Linked DNA regions of Homo sapiens: region 1 is linked to region 2. Evidence: chromatin loops called from intact Hi-C (ENCODE). Cell type or tissue: dorsolateral prefrontal cortex. All regions are shown on one strand. Each heading gives the region's core, and the rest is flanking DNA. Links, peaks and the distances in the headings are about the cores only.

Region 1 (9,412 bases), core at 1,734-5,733, 80 kb before region 2:
GGGAACGAAAGGCATAAGTTGTTTTGTATTCTTAAATTTCTCCTTTACAGCAATCTTAAATTTCTTCTAGAGAAAAATGTTTCACTTCCCAGGGCAAGGGTGCTGGCTCAACCAATCTTTTACTCTTCTTGCCAGTGGCAGAGGACATATTTTAATTTAGTAGCTGTGTCGCCTTGGGCAAGTTACTTAACCACTCTGTGCCTCACATTCCCCAGCTGTATAATTGAGGACAATAATAATACCTGTTATTGTCTGTGAACATTAAATAATATTGTAAGGTATTTAGAACAGTGCCTGGCACATAGTAAGTAATTTATCTTCATCCCCACATAATTTTAAGTCATTTTTATTTATTTATTTTCTAATGTATAATACCTATTTTACTTACTCTCTGGATCAAAGATAGAATGGTCATGGGGACAATGATTAAGGATGTTTAAAATTATGCCTCTCATAATTTTCGGAATATAAACTTGCTCTTGGTATAATAAAGGGAACTGAGAGACACTTCTTGAATATAACGTGGCCCTCGTCTCCTGTCGCAACATCTTAAATATTTCAAAGGATTTCAATAGGCACCCACAGGTTTGGGTCTGATCATGGTTCCATTATAACTGCACTGCTTTCTTTATGTTTGTTTCTAGGACCACTCTAGAAGTTTTCAGGAATTGGACTTGTCCCTCTCTGAGAGGTCACCAATATTCCTCCTTAAAGAACTACAGACTGTTTTGCCCCTTGCTTGTCTGAGATGAGGCCTGGATCCCCACTGTTTCATTTGTTCTCCATGAAAGGGTCCTAATAAACTGTGTCATTGCCTCTGGGGGCAGCCAGTCAGTTGACTTAGCCCGAGTCCCATCTCACTCTGGATCCCTGCTCCATAACGTTCTTTCTTTAGACTGACTTTTTCCCAGCAGCTTTAAATGTCTACATACCTTCTCAATCACTCTGCTCTACCAATTAAACACTGTTCATCATTCCTCTAATGCAAAACTCCATTCCTTTGATCATTTGAGTTGCTTTCCTCTGCTCCCATTCTAATTTGTTTCTGTACTTCTGGAACTGAGGTAGTCATTCTTTAACATGCAATTAGTTATAATTTGTTACTGAAATGATTCTGCCAAAGGATTAAAACTAAATTTTACTAAATCACTTTTTTAAAAATGAAAATGCTAGAAGTCCTCTAATTATAGAAAACATTAATTTAATGCTTCCCGACTGAGTCTGGCTAAAGCTATAAGAAAGCAACAATTTGTCAGTAAAGAAACTATCTCTAGGCAGGCTAATAGCTCTGGTCTATTCCTTCGTTCATTCACACATTCATTCCTCCAATGTTTATTGAGCATCCACTATGTGCCAGGTAGTTTCAGGTACTGGGAATACCAAAATGAATGAAACATGCATTCTTTCCCTCAGTAAGAAGTGAAGATAGTAAGTTGAATGATAGAAAATTACCATAAGGAAAAGTGAATATTTGTGCAAAGTGACAGGAGGAGACTGAAGGAGCAACCTCTTGCCTTGGCACCTGGTTGGGAAGGGGGCAGAGACGCGATGTGGGGGAGGATGCCATGGGGAGGAGGAAGGGTGTGGCCCTGCTCCCTGATTGTTGCAGCTGAAACAACCTTTAATTTAACGTCTGATATTTTCAACTCAATTGTTGGACGCAAATCATGCATGTGTGTGGCTGAGGAAGCTTCAAGGACATAGAAAAGGGATAAATGGATAACCAAATAAAGACAAACAGTCCCAAATTGCTGGCAAGGAATGGAGAGAAACATATCCTAGAAAATACATCCAGATTGCAGCTGTTCCATGGACACAATATCAGTCATACTTAAAAATCAGGAAACTCTCAATATTTGCTCTTGTACCAAATGCACAAGTCTCCATTTGCACATTTACCAGACACTAGGTTAGGCTTTCTGGAAGTTTAGATTGGTGTTTGTTAGAAATAATTCTTGAGGCCTAGCGCGGTGGCTCATGTCTGGAATCCCAGCACTTTGGGAGACTGAGGCGGGTGGATCACGAGGTCAGGAGTTTGAGACCAGCCTGGTCAACATGGTGAAACCCCGTCTGTACTAAAAAATATAAAAATTAGCCAGGTGTGGTGGCATGCGCCTGTAGTCCCAGCTGCTCAGGAAGCTGAGGCAGGAGAATTGCTTGAACCCGGGAGGAGGAGGTTGCAGTCAGCCGATATTGTGCCACTGCACTCCAGCCTGGGTGACAGGGTAAGATTCTGTCTCAAAAAAAAAAAAAAAAAAAAAAACCAAGAAATAATTCTTGATTCAGGGTTAAAAACAAATAAATGTTTGCCAGAGTTGAAGCAGAGCAGGCCTGAAGTCAGCCAAGCCAACCAGTATCCTTAATAGAAGGCCAGCTGGCGGAGTGTGAAGTTTACTCTCTGGAGTCAGAAGCGCCAGGGTTTGAAATCTGACGATGTCACCAACCAGCTGTGTCACCTTGGGAAAGTTCATGCTTCTTTCTACAGCCTCGTTTCCAAATCCATAAAATGGGGATAATAATAGGTCCTATCTCTGTGTTTATTACAAAGCAGGGCCCTTCAAAAATGGTAGATGGTACATTTATTGTGATAAAAGAAGGTGGGTGCTATAGATTAGCTGTAACATTAAGGTAAAAGGCGTGTATTTTTAACATTATTGATAAGTTATTTACCACTCCGAGCTCCCCATCCCCCATCGCCAACTGCTTTTTTTTCTCTGCCTCTTTAAGACCATTTCCTTCCTCCCTCTTTCTTTCCTTCCTCTTCTGTGTCAGGCTCTGTGAGCGTCCCTTCCGGGGCCTAATTTCCATCCCATCTGTGCCTTCTGCCTCCATCAGTCCCAAGTCACATTTGTCCCTGTCTGTGCCTTCCAGAGCCTGGACTCAGCTGGGTCAGCCAGTAAGGGTGTCTGGAACTTGCCCCTAGCTTTTTCTGCATCAATCTTTGTGAATGCTGACAACAACTAATGTTCTTTCACATTCTTGATAAAAATGATTTGAATTTTACTGGATGATCAGCTCCACATGAGTGAGCTGGAGTCCAGCTGGGGTGTGATGGTTAGAAAGTCTGACATAGCCTGAGCCTCCTTTCTAAATAGTGAAGTAGGAAGAGCACAGCATTGGAAGCTCTGGCACTTTCATTGTCAAATCAGCTCCCTGCTTCGCTCTGGGCCTTAGTTTCCTTTTCTGTAAAATCCAGGTCAGACTCCTAGGTCCTCTAGCCAAGACCTTAGTGATTCTATAAAGAGCTCTGTTTGCTGACATTCAAAACACCTCTACAAAGTGTTCAAGTGTGTCCTTGTCAATATCTGTGCATAGGAGTCAAACTGGCAGCTTCAAGGACCTTGGCTGAAATTGGTCCATTTGGATATGTGTGCTTGTTTCTGCAATGTCCTGAATGACTGTGGGAAAGGGCTTCACAAGGCTTCATGTGAGTAGACTTAATTTACTTTATACACTGTGCAGTGTTTAAGCATATCACACATGTGGCTCTCTGAAGGGGGAGGGTCTAAGATCAGGATCCTGGATGTGAACCAGACGTTTAATGAAATCATATTTCACTAACATCTCTCTTATTATTATATTGCTTCTTTCATCAGCACATGTTAGTTAGACATACCTACTGCTTCTTGAAGGTAAAACTTATGGCCATTTTAAAGGGCCTGAGAAGCTGAGTGATGTGATGGTGATTACAAGGAAACCTCCAGTGAGCTTGCTCTTGAAAGTTCTATAATTTAACTTTCAGGACATACATGCAACAGCTGGCAATCTTCTTGCAAGAAGTGCTTATTAATCAGATCAGCATCATCTTAATCTAGGTACCTGGTAAGACGACCAGCTTTTCTTGGTTTGCCTGGGAATTTTCTGATTTTAGCAGTGAAGGTCCTATGGCCAAGGGACTCCTTAGTCCTGGAGAAACCAGGACAGTTGGTCACCATAATTCCTAGGGTTCTCAGGTTTTGGCGTATACAAGGATCAACAGATGTGATTATCAAAACTGCAGATTTCTGGGGTGGGCGACTCTGGGCCAAATGTTTTCCTGCTACATTAAGAAATGCTGGTAAGAACTTATAAGTTGACTATTCTTGGTACTTGGCATTTAGCTACCAGTGGTTCTTGAACTTATCTGCATATTAGAATCAGTGGGGGAGCTTTTAAAATGTACTGATACCTGAACTTTACCCACATCAAATTAGAATCTCTTGGGGTGGGGTCAGGCATTCAGATTCTATTTTTAAAGCTCCTTCCTATCCCAAGATAACCAGCAGTAGACAGAGCAGACATAATGGCCATTAGTTACCACTCAATTCACAGTGCTAAAAATCTCAGCTGCCACCTGGTTTCAGCCCCTTCAATTTCTATTATTTCCTCTCCTAATATAACACAGAAAAAAATACTTTGGGGCGCAAGGTGTCATCATCTGCTGAAATTGAGGGCAGTATCCCTTCTAACTACAAAGCCTAAAGAAACTTTTGGACAAGTGCATAGAGATGTACAAGAATGTTAACTGTTACTTTGATTGTAATAGCAAAAAACCTGGAAATAATCTAAATGTCCATCAACAGGAGAGTGGCTAAATAAAGTGTGGTGGTAGATTCATATTTTAGAATGCTATACTGCGTGAGAATGAGTGAATCAGAGCTACATATGCCAACATCAGAACAAAGTGACTAAGATTTTTTTAAAGTTAGAGGCTGCTGTGACTGACTTCTTAGGAACTTGGAGGTTCACTTTGGCAGGCAGGTTTTCTTGTAACAAGGGGTTCCTGAGTGTGTACTAGCACTGTGACAGCAATAAAACTGGGTTGCACAGCATAGATGCCTCCTTCCAGCTGGTAGGGTTCATTTTGTCTGTTCTGAGGAAACAATTTCCTCCTGGGATAGAGTTAAATCCCACAAGAATTAGGTAGTGCTGTTGGATCTTAAAATATCTGCATTGCAATCCAGAAGCTTCATGGACTTGACACCATTTTAGTACAGGTTCCTGAGTTGCTTTTTGAACGGGTGCAAAGTCTGATGCTGCATTCTCATCCATCATTCCCTCTCATTGTCCACACAGAGGAATAAATCTATTAGAAATGCAGATGTTACTGTGAACCCAGGATCTCAAGGTTGTTAATCTCATTTGGCTTTTCTAGGTTGCTGACAAACGTTTATTTTTAAAATGGACCGCAAAGCTTACCTGGTCCTAGTTTGGCCACAGCATAGAGGAGGTCATAGTTGAGGACTGGCGTGGCATCGTTGATGGGCTGCCAGCCAACAGGTGGGGAGGAAGGGGGCGAGATGAGAAACTGTTTGGCAGGCTGGGGTGGAGCCAAGTGCAGTTTGTCTCCATCTGTCTCTGGAGTCTGAACCTTTCAAATAGAGTAGAGATGAAGAAACTTATTCATCATGGCTTCAGATGTGTCATGTTGGCACATTAAAACATGGGTTTAGTTTCAGCCTGCGACAAATGAACCGATGAACCCGACCGTAATAATAATTACCACTTACCACATACCATGTGCTCAATTGCCTTATTTAATCCTGAAAATAGTGGATCTCAACCTTTACTGTACATCAGAATCACCTGCAGTCCTTACTAAAACACAGATTGCTGAGCCCTATCCCCTACATTTCTGATTCAGGAGGCCTGGGATGGGGCCTGAGGGTTTGCATTTCTAATAGATCCCCAGGCTATGCTGTTGGCTGCCAGTCCACTGTCCCACCACGCACCTGCCAAATGTTTCCTTCTCTCCTTCTCTCTTTTCCTCCTTCCTTCCTTCCTTGGTGAAATTCACATAACATAAAATTAACCACTTGAAAGTGAACAGTTCAGTGGCAGTTAGTACATTCCTAACCTGCAACAACCACTTCTATCCAGATCCAAGCTCTTTTCATCACCTTAAAGGAACTCCTCTGCCTATTGCTACCAGTACTACCATTACCAGTTACCACCATTCCTGTCTCCCACTGGTCACTGGCAACCACCATGCTGTTTTCTGTCTCTACAGATTTACCTGTTCTTGATATGTCCTATAAGTAGAATCACAGAATATGTGACCTTTTGTGTCTGGCTTCTTTCCCTTAGTATAATGTTTTCAAGGTTCATCTACATTGTAGCATTTATCAGTATTTTAGTCCTTTTTATGGATGAATAATATTCCATCATATGGACATACTATAATTTGCTAATCCATTCATCCATTGATGGACATTTGAATGGTTTCCACCTTTTGTCTATTGTGAATAGTGCTGTTGTGAACGTGTGTGTACATGTATTTTTTTGAGTACCTGTTTTAAATACCTAGGAGTCGAATTGCTGGGCCAGATGGTAATTCAATGCTTAACTTTTTAAGGAACTGAGTGAGATTTTAAAGACGAGGAAACTGAGGTTTGTCCACATCACACACATTAGAATAGCAATGATGGAATTTGAACATGGATGCAGGGCCAATGTCTGTGTTCTTTTCACTGTGCCATCTCTGTAGAATCTGAAGGTGGAAACCATACTTACAGATCACTTAAGAGATGGATCAAGGTATCTAGTGATGAGGTGAGGGCACTAATGGAACATGATGGATATTGATTTCTATTGCTGTGAACTTCATAAGCATTGCCAAGAATTACTCATTTCATTTTGGAAGAGCTAGAATTGATTTTTGGATGAAACAAATTAATTTCCATATATTTGTCACCTTTTCTCATAAATATGAATCATTGAAAAGTTATACATTCCACTAAAGCTGTCATATGATTTAAGTTTTAATTATAACCCTGATAGGAAGGTTAGGAATAGCTGTGATTACGTCATTCTTATTATAACTACTAGCGGGCATTTATTGTGTATTTGCCAAATATTAGGCACTTAAACACACAATAATTCATGCAATCCTCATAACAGTATGGGGTGTAGATCTTGATCATCCCCACTTTACAGATGAGAATAAGGAGCCCCAGTGAGGTTATGTAACTTGCTCTGGTAGGCAGCTCTCAGAGCCTGTTTTCTAAGCCACTAAGCTGTTTCTGTCTGGAAATCATGATGTGGGTCTATTTCTCAGTGAATTAATTTATAGACTACCAACCAATCTGAAAATAGAAAGGGCTTCATTTACATTTTAAAATGGTAAAAAATAATGTAGGGCAAAAAGAATAACTTTGGTAAACAATTACCTTACCTGTGCAAAGTAGAGCTTTAATTTTTTCCCTCTGAATTGGGTTTCATGAAGCTCTATCCTAGCTCGGGCTGCAGATTTAGGATTGCTGAAGTTTATACGGACACGTCTGAAACTCTTAAATAGCTGGAACGTCACACAGTCATCATAAGTCCGAAACAGTCCCTCAAATTTTTCCTGATAAAAACAAACACAGAGGAAAATCCATTGGCCATGGCATGGATCTCGTATGATGTCATATCTGATAAAAACAAACAACTAAATAAATAGGCTGTTAATAACATATGGTTTAAATAGAACACCAGTAATGTATTTTTTTCATCTGTAGATCTGTTGCCAGGTGCAAAACATGCCTGAATGATTTATAATCTTGGTCCAAGGTTCTCTAGAGGACCAGTGAATAGCATTCAAAGTATATGAAACAAATGGGAAATTACGCAAAATGTTGAGTATTTCTGTAGAGGAGAGGGATCATAATGATCATTAGATTCTCAAAGAAGTTCATTATCTCCAAAATACTGGAGCTACTGAGTAAAGCATATGGTAAATATTGTGATTACCAATCTTGGGGGCACTTTTCTTTTTCTTTCTTTCTTTCTTTTTTTTTTTTTTTTTTTTAGACAGAGTCTTGCTCTGTTGCCCAGGCTGGAGTGCAGTGGCATGATCTTGGCTCACTGCAACCCCCGCCTCCTGGATTCAAGTGATTCTCCTGCCTCAGCCTCCTGAGTAGCTGGGATTACAGGCATGTGCCACCACACCCAGCTAATTTTTGTATTTTTTAGTAGAGATGGGGTTTCACCATGCTGGCCAGGCTGGTCTCGAACTCCGGACCTCAAGTGATCCACCTGTCTCAGCCTCCCAAAGTGCTGAGATTACAGGCATGAGCCACCATGCCAGGCCTAGGGAGGGGTGGGCACTTTTCTTGCCTAAAAATATGGGATCCACTCCATCCAGTTTCCTAGTCAGGCAGTACCATTTGATTAGTCCTGGTCAATGAAATACGTGTAGAGTGCAGAAGAAAGCCCTCGAGTAATTTTTCAGTTTATTTCTCTGAAGAGGCCATGTGTTTCAAAAGGTACAGCTGTCAGAAACAGGATTCTCTTCACTCTGGGTCCCTGAGTGGCTGTATGAAGCAGAAATAGTTTTCTCCCGACTCCAACCCCATTCTATAGCCAACTCTGCCATAGCAAGGAAAAAAAAAATCTCTATTGCATTAAATCACTGAGATTTGAGAATTATTTTATTCCTACAGCATAACCAAGCTATCACAATACAAAGCAGTAATTAAAAACTTTAGACTCAATACACAATTTCAATTCAACTGAGTAAGTATCTATTAAATGCTTACTTTGTATGAGGCATGGTCTCTCTCAAGACTTTAAGAGGATACAGAGATGAGTATCACATTGTTCTGACCCTCAACCATCTAACAATCTAACATGTGAAGCAGATACACACAAGTAAGAGGACACCCAGAACACTGCAGAAAGGCATAACAGAAAACTAGAGAATTAAAAAAGAAAAAATATATAGGCATTATGTTAATACCATCTGTCTGATCTGTCTGGTTCCTCTTAGCCATAAAAATATCCTTATTATAAGAAAACTAGTATATGTTATAAGCTAGTGTGTTCTTAATAGAGAAACTTCCACTAAGGAAATTATATATACAACCAACCTGATTCTTTTATTTCAACAGTAAAAGGTAATTTCTCATAACAGTGAGTACAAGTAAGGATGGAGATGCATGAAATATTAATACTGCAAGATTCATAGAATTTTAACTAGGAATGGACTTAAGAGATGATGAACTCAACCTTTTCCTCCTCACCTCCATCATTTTACGAGTCAGAACCCTGAGATCTGAAAAGATAAGGACTTACCCATGGGCACATGGACAGTCAGTAGCAGAGCCAGGACCAGGCCAAAGTCCTTGTGACCCTGACTAGAGAGATACTGTCAACTTGATAAAGAATTATACTGTCAGGTTGATAGGAGGAGATGCTTATTTTAATAAGAGCATTTATATTTAATTAGATCACATCTAAGAGAATCAACATAGTGAGGTGGGGTTGTAAAAACACTGACTTCTGAGGCTCCACAGGAGGAGTAACTCGAATGTCAGGGAAGGTCTTCCTGCCTCTTGGGCATCCAGATCAACTTGTATCAGACCTTCAAGCCCATGTTGGTGATGATTCCATACCCTGCTGCCCATTTCTGAGAATCCCCAGGCTGCAGTTCCCCCTCCTATCTTTGACTCCT
Region 2 (10,880 bases), core at 4,400-8,399:
ACTTTGACAATTAACTCTCCATTCTAGCTAGAGTGGAATGGGTATATATAACTTTGTACCTGCTCAAAATTTCCAGTTGAAATTACCTCTCCATGTGTTTTTAAAATTCTATTTTTGAAATAGTTTAGCTTTAGCATTGGGAAAGGATACAGAACCTTTACATAAATACATTTGTCCCTTTACATAAAGAAATTCTAGGCCAGGTATGAGTTGGATAGTTTATGATCTCCTTGCAAAGCTGGGCTAGTCACTGCAAAGTTGCAATGCCTATTAAGCCCATTAAGCTTACCACCTAAACACATAAAGTGATAATAAGTGTTTCAGGTATCATTTTCTTTCTTATGTGTCAATTCTAAGCTTTATCAGAAAGTACTAAAACAAACCCATATAAATTACTGATAGTTGGACTCAAACAGAATCACTAAGACTGCAAATGGCACTCTCTGAATTTTACATTAAAATCTGTTTCTTTAGGAAAACAATTTTTCATTAAAATTGCTGTTTTGTTTTAATATATCTGACATTTAGGTTAGAGGTAGCAACTGCCAATGTCTGTTACTTCTCAACAGTTAAAAGATTCTTTAAACAGATAAACAAGTTTTTAGTTGATTTCCCCACTTAACAATGTTATTAGTTGAACGGTCTACCTTGTCTTTACCAAATGTGATAGGTGGCTGAGAAATCTGCCTCTGAACCTTCTCAGGGAGTATCACTTTCATAAAATCATTTCTTCCCTCTCTCTGAAAGATGTTTGCTACTTTCTTCAGAGGCAAGAAAATGTTTAGTATTGTACATTTAAGAATGTTAAGTTCTTAAAGAATTGTTTTAGAGATCATTAATTTTAACTTTCAGTTTTGCATTAATTCATTTATTTCCAAAATGGCCTCAATTCTAGTCCATGTTATTACCGGAGAAATAGCAACATTTGTTTTGCTGGAGGGTTAGAATCTGTTATACACATGCCATCTCTCTTGCCACCTCACACACACACTGCCTTTTGTTCTTCATAAACCAAAGATGGTCTAGAGATGTATGACAAAATATTATTTTTAATATTACTATTATGGTCATTGAATAGGGAATGAGCATTTCAGTTGACTTCACGTTTTGGTTACTGAACGTTAATTACCATGAATACCTCTAGAGGGTTTACCATTTCTGAGGATTAAATCATATACAACTCAAACACTTCTAAGTTACTGAGTGAACACAATGGTTTTTGAAAATTCTTAAAGAGCTTTAGAGCTCTGCAGAGCCATAGGTCATGATTGGTTGTGCCCAGATCCTTACCCTAGTGCTCGCAAAAAACTTAAGAAATGGGCATGAAGTTCAACCAGCTTTCTTGACCAACACCCACCTAAGTTTCTCTTCCAAAACAATTCCTGAACAAGTGACACATACTAAATTGTGTCACTTGTTTCTCCTCAAAGCAGAGTACAAAGTGCATCATACCAACTCAGCCTCATCCTTCTCCTCCTATCACTCTCACCATACAAAACAAGTGATTTGAAATGTCCAGTGGTTTGTATGACAGAGAGATTTCATTGTACTCAGTGGCCATGATGTGCTGGTCTTTTTCATAACTCACACAACAGCATAAAACAAATAGACTCTGACTCAGTCAGGTATACTATCGTGTAAAAAGAAAAATAAAATGCACAGAGCAGTAGGGGATTTTTCTCAGCATGATTATTTTGCATCCAGAAAGGCTAAGAGATTGTCCCAGGTCACATGGATTGGGAGGATGTTGAGAAATTCTCAAAAGCAGAGGAGAGAAAGTAGGATTTATGAGTGACCTTAAAAAGGCCTTGGCCTTTCAGAAGAGAAAAGAGCTGTCCTGTAGCAATCCTAAGATTCCAAGCATATGAAGAATTACTGTGCTGAAAACACACTTCTACTTGTATTTACCCTTACCCTAAGAGAGCTATTGGGCTTAAAACGTAGCATGAGGGAATTAGGTTAAGTACAGTTTTCTGAAAAAGAGTCTCCTTAAAAAAATAAATTATAGCTTGAGACAGTGACCGTCTCAATGGGTACCTAAATGAATGAATGATTGAAACAGGTTAAATAGTGCTGGTGGGGGGACTAGGTAGGAGCACATCAGATAAGATGGCTAAGATGGCCTCTCTTTCTACCTACTATTCACTCTATGTGGAATGATTTTCTCTCAGCTCTGTACATGGCTCTCTAAATTTCTTTAGATCTCTGAATGACATTGAAACAATGACATTTAATAAACTGTCACTTCCCCAGAGATGTTTCCAATGGCAATCTTTTCAAAAGTGGCCATTCCTCCCCCATCAATGCTCTATCTCTCACTCTGCTTCATTTTTGTTCATAGCCCTCATCACTAGCTGAAATTACCATGTATATTTACTTGTTTACTATTTCATTGTCTGCATCTCATGTTAGAATATATGCTCCGTGAGGGCAGGGACGTTTATCGAACTCCTAGGCCTAGAGCATTGCCTGGTAGGTAATAAATGCTCCACACATGTTTTTGAATGAATGAACAAATCTCTCAAGTGCCAAGGGTCTTTGAAGCTTCTGTATTTCTTATAAGATTTGTCATGTTTCCTGCCTGCTCTAATGAGCGGAAGGGAGCTTTGTGAATTCCTTGTGTCCTACATGGATGCCCATGGAGACAAGGCTGGAAACCTGGTACATGAATCAGAAGCCCTCCAATCTAGAGAGAAGGAACCCACCCTTTCTTCTGTGCAGGAAGCCACCATTGCAGAGAAGGGGCAGCCCCAGGTTTGGATGCCCCCTGGCAGAGTGGTGGCACTCTGCAGCTCTGAGAAGGCCCCCCACAGTGGCCAGCAGTAAAGAAGAGCATTTGCTGTTGGCTCAGAATCAGGTGAAGGAACTGCAGGTGTGGAGAACTGAAGTGTTGGGTGAGCGTCAACATTTCTGACAGCTCAGAGATACCGTTTTTAAAACTGCATACATCAAGTCTTAGCTGGGGAGATAAGGATCCAAGTGCTTAAGCAGAGCTTACTCTAGACAATTCTTGGCTGACCTCACCTGTACCTACTTGTGCCTGAAAGAGACAAGACACTGGCTTTATATGATTACCTATGCCTGGGCTCCATTCAGACCAGCCAGGTAAAAGTTCTGGGGGTGGGGCCTGGGCACATTAATATTTTTAAAAGATCTCCAGGGGACACCGATGTGCAATCAGGTTTAAGAACCACTGGACTAAAGTGAAATGTAAATTTCGTTACCAATCTCTTGGATCTCTTTCATTTTCCCAAGGGTTTGGCTCTTTGTGGAGTGGGTAGACTATTTTCAGAAATATGAGAATACTGGAGAACATCAACCCTGCACATTCACACACACAGAAATTCTGCAGTTCCCCTATAGCATTTTCTATTGAGGGCTCTCAACTTCTAGATCTTTCTGAGAACTCTCACATTGCAGAACAGACGGCTAAGTTCACAACACCACCAATGGAATTTCCAGAGAAAGCCAAATATGGCAGAATTCCATTTGTCTGATTTCCTCCTCTTTTTAGTATTATTGCTTGAGCAGCTTTGATGAAATTTAGGAAACTGGAGTCAGAAGGGCCCCTAATACAATCAGCTGAGAGCCACACTGGAGGATGAGGCTTTCTGTGTCACTATGGGAAACTAGATTTGTGGATGCTTCTACCCATTTCAAATAAACTCCCATACTTATGAAGGAGGCCTGCTGGTTGCATCCCCCTAGTATGGCTGCTTGCCCATGGGGGCTACATGTAGAAAGTGGGGATGCCTATTAAACAAACAAGACTGAGATTAAGCAAGATGGATGTAAGCAGGTGAGACAGACCCTTTCCATGTGCCTCCCTTTTCTCTGACAATAAACCTTAAAGATTTTGAAGAAGGAACTCTTGGCTCCACCAGTTATTAGTAATGAATGAAGAAGACAGATACCTTTGGGGAAGCTTTGTTTGGTGCCTAGAATTTTACGTTTGAACCTTTCTTCGTGATAAGAGTAATGGTCAGTTTTGAACAAGGAGCGCAGGTTTTCTTAACACATAACATTTGGCCCACCTTAATTTGTTCATTTTCCCCCTTTTTAATAAGCACAACGTAGATCTTTGCTTTTTAATAATGTTACTGCTTTACATTAGATGATTAAATATCAAAAATGGAAAGCCATGTTTTCTAAGTGGCTAGAGTGTTTGTGTGTATTGGGAGTGGGGTGGGAGGGAAAACATTTTCTGTGTGCTAGACTGTCATTGTAAACTCAGCTGGATTTAGGACATTCTGATAAACTGGTAAAAGTTACCTATCACTTTCAGAGAGTGCCTACAAAGATGACAATGATGACGATGGTGATAGCTAACATTTATTGAGCATTAAATAGGAGTCAGGCACTGTGTTAATTATTCTACATGTAAAATTCTCTTGTCTCTAAGCTAATAAGGTAGAAATTACTACTATTCTCACATTATATGAGAAGACTAAGGCCCAGAAAGATTAGGTAACCTTTCTAAAAAAAAAAAAAAGAAAAGAAAAAAGCCCATGATGATTCAGAGCTATTGGCAGTAAATACATGTAGCACATATTTCTGGTAACAGTCTTCCTCGAAAAACCTCATAAATTTATGAAGAACAGCATCAGCTGTTCACCATCTAGCCCTGACTCACCTCCTTTCCCGTTTGCCTCTAATCTCTCATAGAGAACCTACTGCAGTCAAAAGAATTGACTCACTAGACTGCAAAATGCTGTGCCTTCTCTCTTTCTGTATAAAATCTACCCATCTTTAAGTATCATTTTTCCATAAAACCACCCCAACCACTCACATACAACCAGCTGTAACAACTTTGTATCCTCTTAATTCCACAAAATATTCTTTGTCTTTAAAGAAACCTTCGGCAGTTGGTTATTTTTATAGCTATATCATAGATACATATGCCATATAAGCATATTTTAAACTTTTTCCTATATAAGCACAATGCCTGGCATGTTGCAGATCTCCAATAAATATTTTCTCATTATCTTTTCTGAAACGAATAAAGTTTAGAATATTTTATGACATTCTCAGGGCAAGTGTGTAAACAACAGATAACTGTTGAGGACAGAAGGGAGCTGTGAAGTTTTATTCTCCATAGATGGAATTATGTTCCAGTGGTTACTGGAAGATGTCTCTCTACCTGGTTACCCACACTGGACTTGACGCTGGCTTTAAATGACTGCTCTCCCTTCTCAAGTGCTATGGAAGTACGACTGGCAGGACTGTGGGTCTCTGCATGCATGTTTCCATTCTCAATGCAATCACAGACAGTGCCAAACCTTTATGTCCTTATTTTCTGAACCTTCATATGACAGGTGGTAGACATTTCCATGGCACTGACACAAAAATTAGTAAATACAGGGCTACATGTTTAAAATATTCAGGAACAAAATGCCAGATTATCAAATCTATTTCAAAAGATTGTTAAAGCTGCAATCTTGAATGACATAGCCATGTGCTATGCCAAGAACACATAAATCCCCACCTGTAAAGCACCAGGGTGTCACCTGCACACCCAACAATAAAGAATTCAGGGTTTTTCCTTAAGTTAAGACTAAAGCAAGGATGGTAAATGATTATGCAATGTAATTCACCTTTTATTCCTCCCACCACACAATGAACAACTGACCTTCTGTGCGTGTATATGTGTGAGTGAACTGTTTAAATAAGAAGCTTCAGCTAGTTCTTCTATTAAATATGAGAGAAAAAATAAACATTTCCATTTTGCAAGCCTGGCATCTTCTCCATAATATAAAGCCAAATGGAAAATAAAAGGGAATGAATATCATCAGAGGACGATTACCTATGACAAGTCAACAACTGCTGCCGGCAATCAGTGAGGACCAGCATGTATAATACTAAGCCTTAAGATGCGAAATATTTATGCCTAAACTTTATGAACAACTGCTCAAGGAAAATGACTTGCTTTCTTTGCCTGACAAAGAAAATTTAGGCAGCTGTTCTCCAACTTTGATTTCCAGAAAGCTGGGGACTGAAACTGCCATCTGTAGAACAGCTATTGTTTAATTTGAAGACCACATCACAGGATATTTAAGTGACATGCCAGAAAGGGTTATTGCCCCACTGTCAGGCTGGCCTGGATGCTGGGTTTATTATGTGTGCTTTCTTCATGTAATCATTGATTCAAAATCCCTCTTGACATTGAGGGCTGGAAAATTCTCCTTATTGACAAAGATACAATATGAGAATATGAAAATGTGTCTACTCAGAAAGGACTGACCAGGGATTACCTAATAAAAAAGACAAGAAGAAACAATGGCAGACCTTGTCATATTTAAAAATAATATGCTGGTCCCTCTTCCAACTTATTCTACTTAATGCAGCCATGCACTCACTACATGCATTTCTAGCGCAGACTATGAGCTGAAAACTATTAACCAAAGTCTTATTTCTTCATGCTAAAAAGGCTCTGCCAAGCAGCGTCAGTAACAGCAACAATGAAAAATAAGATTGCAGGTGCATACCTTAACCTCCTGATTGGTAAAGACCTCGACATCCACCACACAGGCAACCAGAGTGGAAACATCACAGTCCATGCTAGGGGCTGGCATTCCCCCTTCTGAATTTTTAATAAAGAGTTAGGCAACCTCAGAGTTGGGAGTGAAGGGAAGAGCTTCCAGATGGATATTGCTGTGGCCAGGCCTCGGTGCTGCCTTGCTCTGGGGACGGCTGGAGGCTCGGGCTCCTGGAGCCCGCTCCCACTGCACGCAGCCCTCCGCGTCTGAGGCAGCACAGCAGAGTAACGAACGGCCCGGCTCGCTCATGGCAATGACATCACCACAAAGACTGACACAAGCTGAAGCTATTTTTTTTTCTCCAAGCCTTTTATCTCTAGGCAGTGCAGTGGAGCAAATTGAACATGATTATGTGCTAAATCTGAACTCAGACTAAATCAATTCAAGCAGCGTTAGCTAGGAACTGAGTCATAGCTGTTGTTGCAGCCGAGTGCTTATGTTTGCAAAAAGCAGGAGGGGGTGAATCTGACACCAGAGTTTCTTCTTTGAGGTGGGGGAGGTGTAATTCTGCAGATGAGCCTCCTGAGGTTAAGGTTTGACAATTTTCTGCCTTCGAGATGAGCAGGAAGTTGAGGCATTTTGCAAATTGCTTGGCTTCTGTTAATTGCTCTGTGCCACTCAGAGCAGCCACACATGTTCTGGGCATCCTAATGCATCCCGGGCATGGGCTGAATAGAAATCCGTTCTTGGAGTGACTAAAGAGCTGGTCGTCTGTCATTTAGGGAGCATGGTAAGAGGAGATAATTAGAGGTTTGTGGAAATTCTATTTGAAGGCTATAAGTGCAGACCAGTAACGCTAAGAGCACCCTTCCAAGCTCAGGATTTCAGGCTGTCTCCAAGGTCATTCAAACCAAAAGCAGTTCATGGAAAGGAGTTACAGCAAATATTTCACACGGGGACAGATGGCAGGGTCTAACGGGCAAACTCACTGATGTGTCTCAGAGCTTGTCAGATCCTCGGGGCTTGACTTCACCTGAGACTTTGAACACATCCTTTTGCTTTCTCAGGCTTTTTTCCTGATTATAAATCCCTGAGGGGCAAGGCCACAGATGATTTACCTTTATATCTTCAGTCTTTCACAGATTGCCTGGCACAAGAAGATGATACTTGTTTAATAAATAAATCAATCAAACAGGAATAGCCTCCTTTCACAGGAGTGACCAAAGGAAAAATTTCCAATTGTTTTTTATTTTATCATTAGTTATACAAGTCCCAGTAGAACTCACTAACATTGTAGCAGTATCTATCCTTAAGAGTTCAGTTGTATCTTCAGTGGCCACTGGAACATCCTGATTTATAACAGATTGGTACTTTTCTAACATATGACTGGACAAAAGCCTCCCAATTTTACATGCAGATGAGAAAGGTGACATTTCAGACTGAGAGTAGAAGCTTTCTCATTTGTCCTCATTGGTGTACACTTGAGTCCAATGTTCCCCTTCAACAAGGCATTTTCTATGCTAAAGGTAATCAGGCCACAAATATGGATATTTAGACTGATGAAACTGTGTGTGTGTGTCTTTGTGCATTTGTTCAAGTGGCATTTATTTCGCTGTCCAGGACACTGTGGGAAATATTAAGTCATATATGCATATAATCCAACTAATATCAAGTAATGACTATGCAAAGCTCTGCATCTGATACTCTCAAGGATAAAATGATGAAAAAGCAAATGTCACTATCATCAATGGGCTTAAAATCCAGGGGAGGAGATAAGACATGGAGACCAACATTTCACAAGGCAGGGATGGTGATGGCTGAATAGGTATAGGAAGTGTTCAGTGGGAGCACTGGAGAAAGAGCAATGAATGCTGAATGCTGGATCCCATGTTAGGATGGCAGGTGAGCATCAAAGAAGGGGAGGAAATTTCTGCTCTGACCTTGAAATACGGGAAAGATACTGGCAGACAGAGAAGTGAGGGGTGCCCTTCAGCTAGGTAAAAACAGACTAGAAATGTCCAAAGGAAAGAATAAGGCATTTGGATGCAAAACTCACTCAGGGTTAAATCTGGCTGGAGCCTGAAGTATACAAGGCAGCCGGAGCCAGATGATGCAAAACCTGGCCAACATGAAGTACCAGGCAGCTTTTGAAAAGGTAAATGGGGGATCTACCTGTACAAGTGTAGCTAAAATGTAAAGTAATACAAAGATGAATGTGATTTTGAATATCACTGGCATCTGTTCAAGAGGCAAAACAAAGAAATGAATATTTTTTCATATGCCATGGCATATCCTAAAATTTATTTTTTACATTTCACAGCATACTGGTAAATGTTTAACAATCAGCTCTCTGAAAAGAAACATTTCAATTTTTAGCATTCGTCAATTTCTATGGTGTAAATATGCTCATCATGGCTGATTTCCAGCAGTCAGTGTGAAGTCAAACTGAATACAAAGTTGGGAAGACATGCATGTAATCTGCTCACACGGGCTGTTCCAGCACATCACTGTTTCATACTCATGAAAACGTTATGCCATATCAGTGACAGTTCATCCATAGAGGCAAAGTCCACGTGTGCCCAGAGCCCATCAAGAAACAACAGCAAAGTAGAAGCAACACATTCTAATCATTGCTCTGTTTACATAAGGGGCTGTATGAATTATTTCACACTTTATGTTTAGGAAAGAGCTATAAAAGATAAACATTGCTGTGATATGCCCTGACCAGAGGACATTATCCAGGAAGCAAAGCCCTACTTGAAGTTGTAAAATAGGCAGTTTTTTTTTTCTGATGTATCCTCAGCTTTCCCTTTCTAATTTGATTCTGCCCTACAGATTCCTTCCTGCTATCCAAGCACCCACTAACTTTATGCTTTCCTCTTTTAAAATATCTTTTCAAGGACAGTTGTCAACTCATCTGTATAAGCATTAAATGACTGATAACTCATAGTATTATCCCTCCCAGAGGAATACATATTTTAATAAGAGACAGAGTCTTAAGTTGGGCAAATTGTGTTTTTAGGGCAGAGTTCTAGGCATCAAGAGCAGATGATTTGTGGGGCAAAGGAACTTTCCAGTAACTCTGAACTAAAATTAGTGGGTTTTAAACCCCCAACTTATTGGGTTTTTAATAGTCATTCGTCTATACAATATGGTCATTTTCCTATTGGCTAGAGAGCCCAGGAGGCTCTCCTGTTATAACAGTGTCCTGTTTCTCTAGAGTTTTGTTTGTTTGTTTGTTTGTTTGAGATACAGTCTCATTCTATCACCAGGCTGGAGTGCAGTGGCACGATCTCAGCTCACTGCAACCACCACCTCCTGGGTTCAAATGATTCTCCTGCCTCAGCTTCCCTAGTAGCTGGGACTACAGGCACGGGCCACCACGCCCAGCTAATTTTTGTATTTTTAGAAGAGATGGGGTTTCACCATGTTGGCCAGGAGGGTCTCAATCTCTTGACCTCATGATCCGCCCACGCTGGCCTCCCAAAGTGCTGGGATTCCAGGCTTGAACCACCACCCCTAGCCGAGAATGTGTTTTTTTATAGCTAGGGGCTGACTTGCAGCCTTGGAGGTGTCTAGAATATAGATACACTTTGGCCAATGGCTACAAGGCCTTGTAAACACTAGACTTGGATTATTCTCCCACTTCATCTCATATCATTCTCACCTTTCTTCACTCCTCTTGTTCCAGCCCAATTGGCCTTATTGGTGTTCCAAAAAAAAAGAAAGAAACAAAGGAAAAACTTCCAAGCTCATTCCCATCTCAGGCCCTTTGCACTTGCTATTCCCTCTCTCTGAAAATATTCAGATCTCTTCATGGCTTGCTCCTTCTTATCATCTGGATCTCCGCTCAGATCACATCTCTTTGGAAAAGTATTCCCCAATCAGCTAAAATAAAAATTGTGTGCACATTTTTACACACACAGAGTCAATCACTATCCTGGCATCTTCATTTTAACTTTCTTCACAGCACTTTTCACTACCTGAAATTATTCTGTTCATTTATTTCTTTATGTGTCCACTGCTTGTCCTCACAACTAGAATTTAATCTCCATAAAAGCAGAGATTTTTGCCTATTCTGCTCCCTGCTTATTCCCAGGGGCTAGAAGGATGCCTGACACTTAGGAGTTACTCTAATAAACATCTGAAAGATGAATGGATAAATACACAAATGAATCTAAAAAGGCAAGTAGAGAGACTCAAACCAATAGAGGTGCCTCCTAGATCCAGGAGTTGCAGGGAGGCTTTTGCAGAAGGGCTGCAAAGGCATGGTGAGTTCGGTGATAACCTCTCATCTCTGAGAGCTGAGTCCTGGCTTAGCTCTGTTCAGGAGTGTCCTTTCCAGCTGAAGTGGCCAGAAAACCTTGGGATTCATCCAAACCACTGCTCTTGCAATGACCGATC

Evidence for each region. A loop is a pair of places that touch in the nucleus more often than their neighbours do. Peaks named below come from ENCODE experiments on the same cell type or tissue, not always from the same donor. Only the 100,000 strongest peaks of a DNase experiment are listed, where the experiment ranks them.
Region 1: it touches region 2 in a loop (2.2-fold over the local background); 1 of 110 quality-filtered maps calls a loop at or near these places.

The regions. Positions count from the first base shown.
Region 1 is chr6:46,241,570-46,250,981 of GRCh38, forward strand. RCAN2 (regulator of calcineurin 2) reads right to left here. Exons shown (of 5, transcript NM_001251974.2): 3 at 7,154-7,327; 4 at 5,179-5,350. It overlaps LOC105375079 (a long non-coding RNA gene), which reads left to right. Exons shown (of 5, transcript XR_001743802.3): 3 at 3,316-3,427. Among named protein-coding and RNA genes, the nearest start is that of ENPP5, 75 kb to the left of the region's middle. In dorsolateral prefrontal cortex, for the core only: no CTCF peak of the experiment used is centred there; no DNase peak of the experiment used is centred there; H3K27ac peaks cover 608 bases.
Region 2 is chr6:46,318,908-46,329,787 of GRCh38, forward strand. The region is part of intron 2 of RCAN2 (regulator of calcineurin 2); the gene reads right to left. The region is part of intron 2 of LOC101926915 (a long non-coding RNA gene); the gene reads left to right. Among named protein-coding and RNA genes, the nearest start is that of ENPP5, 150 kb to the left of the region's middle. In dorsolateral prefrontal cortex, for the core only: no CTCF peak of the experiment used is centred there; DNase peaks (open chromatin) are centred at 6,754 and 7,174; H3K4me3 peaks cover 3,718 bases; H3K27ac peaks cover 4,000 bases.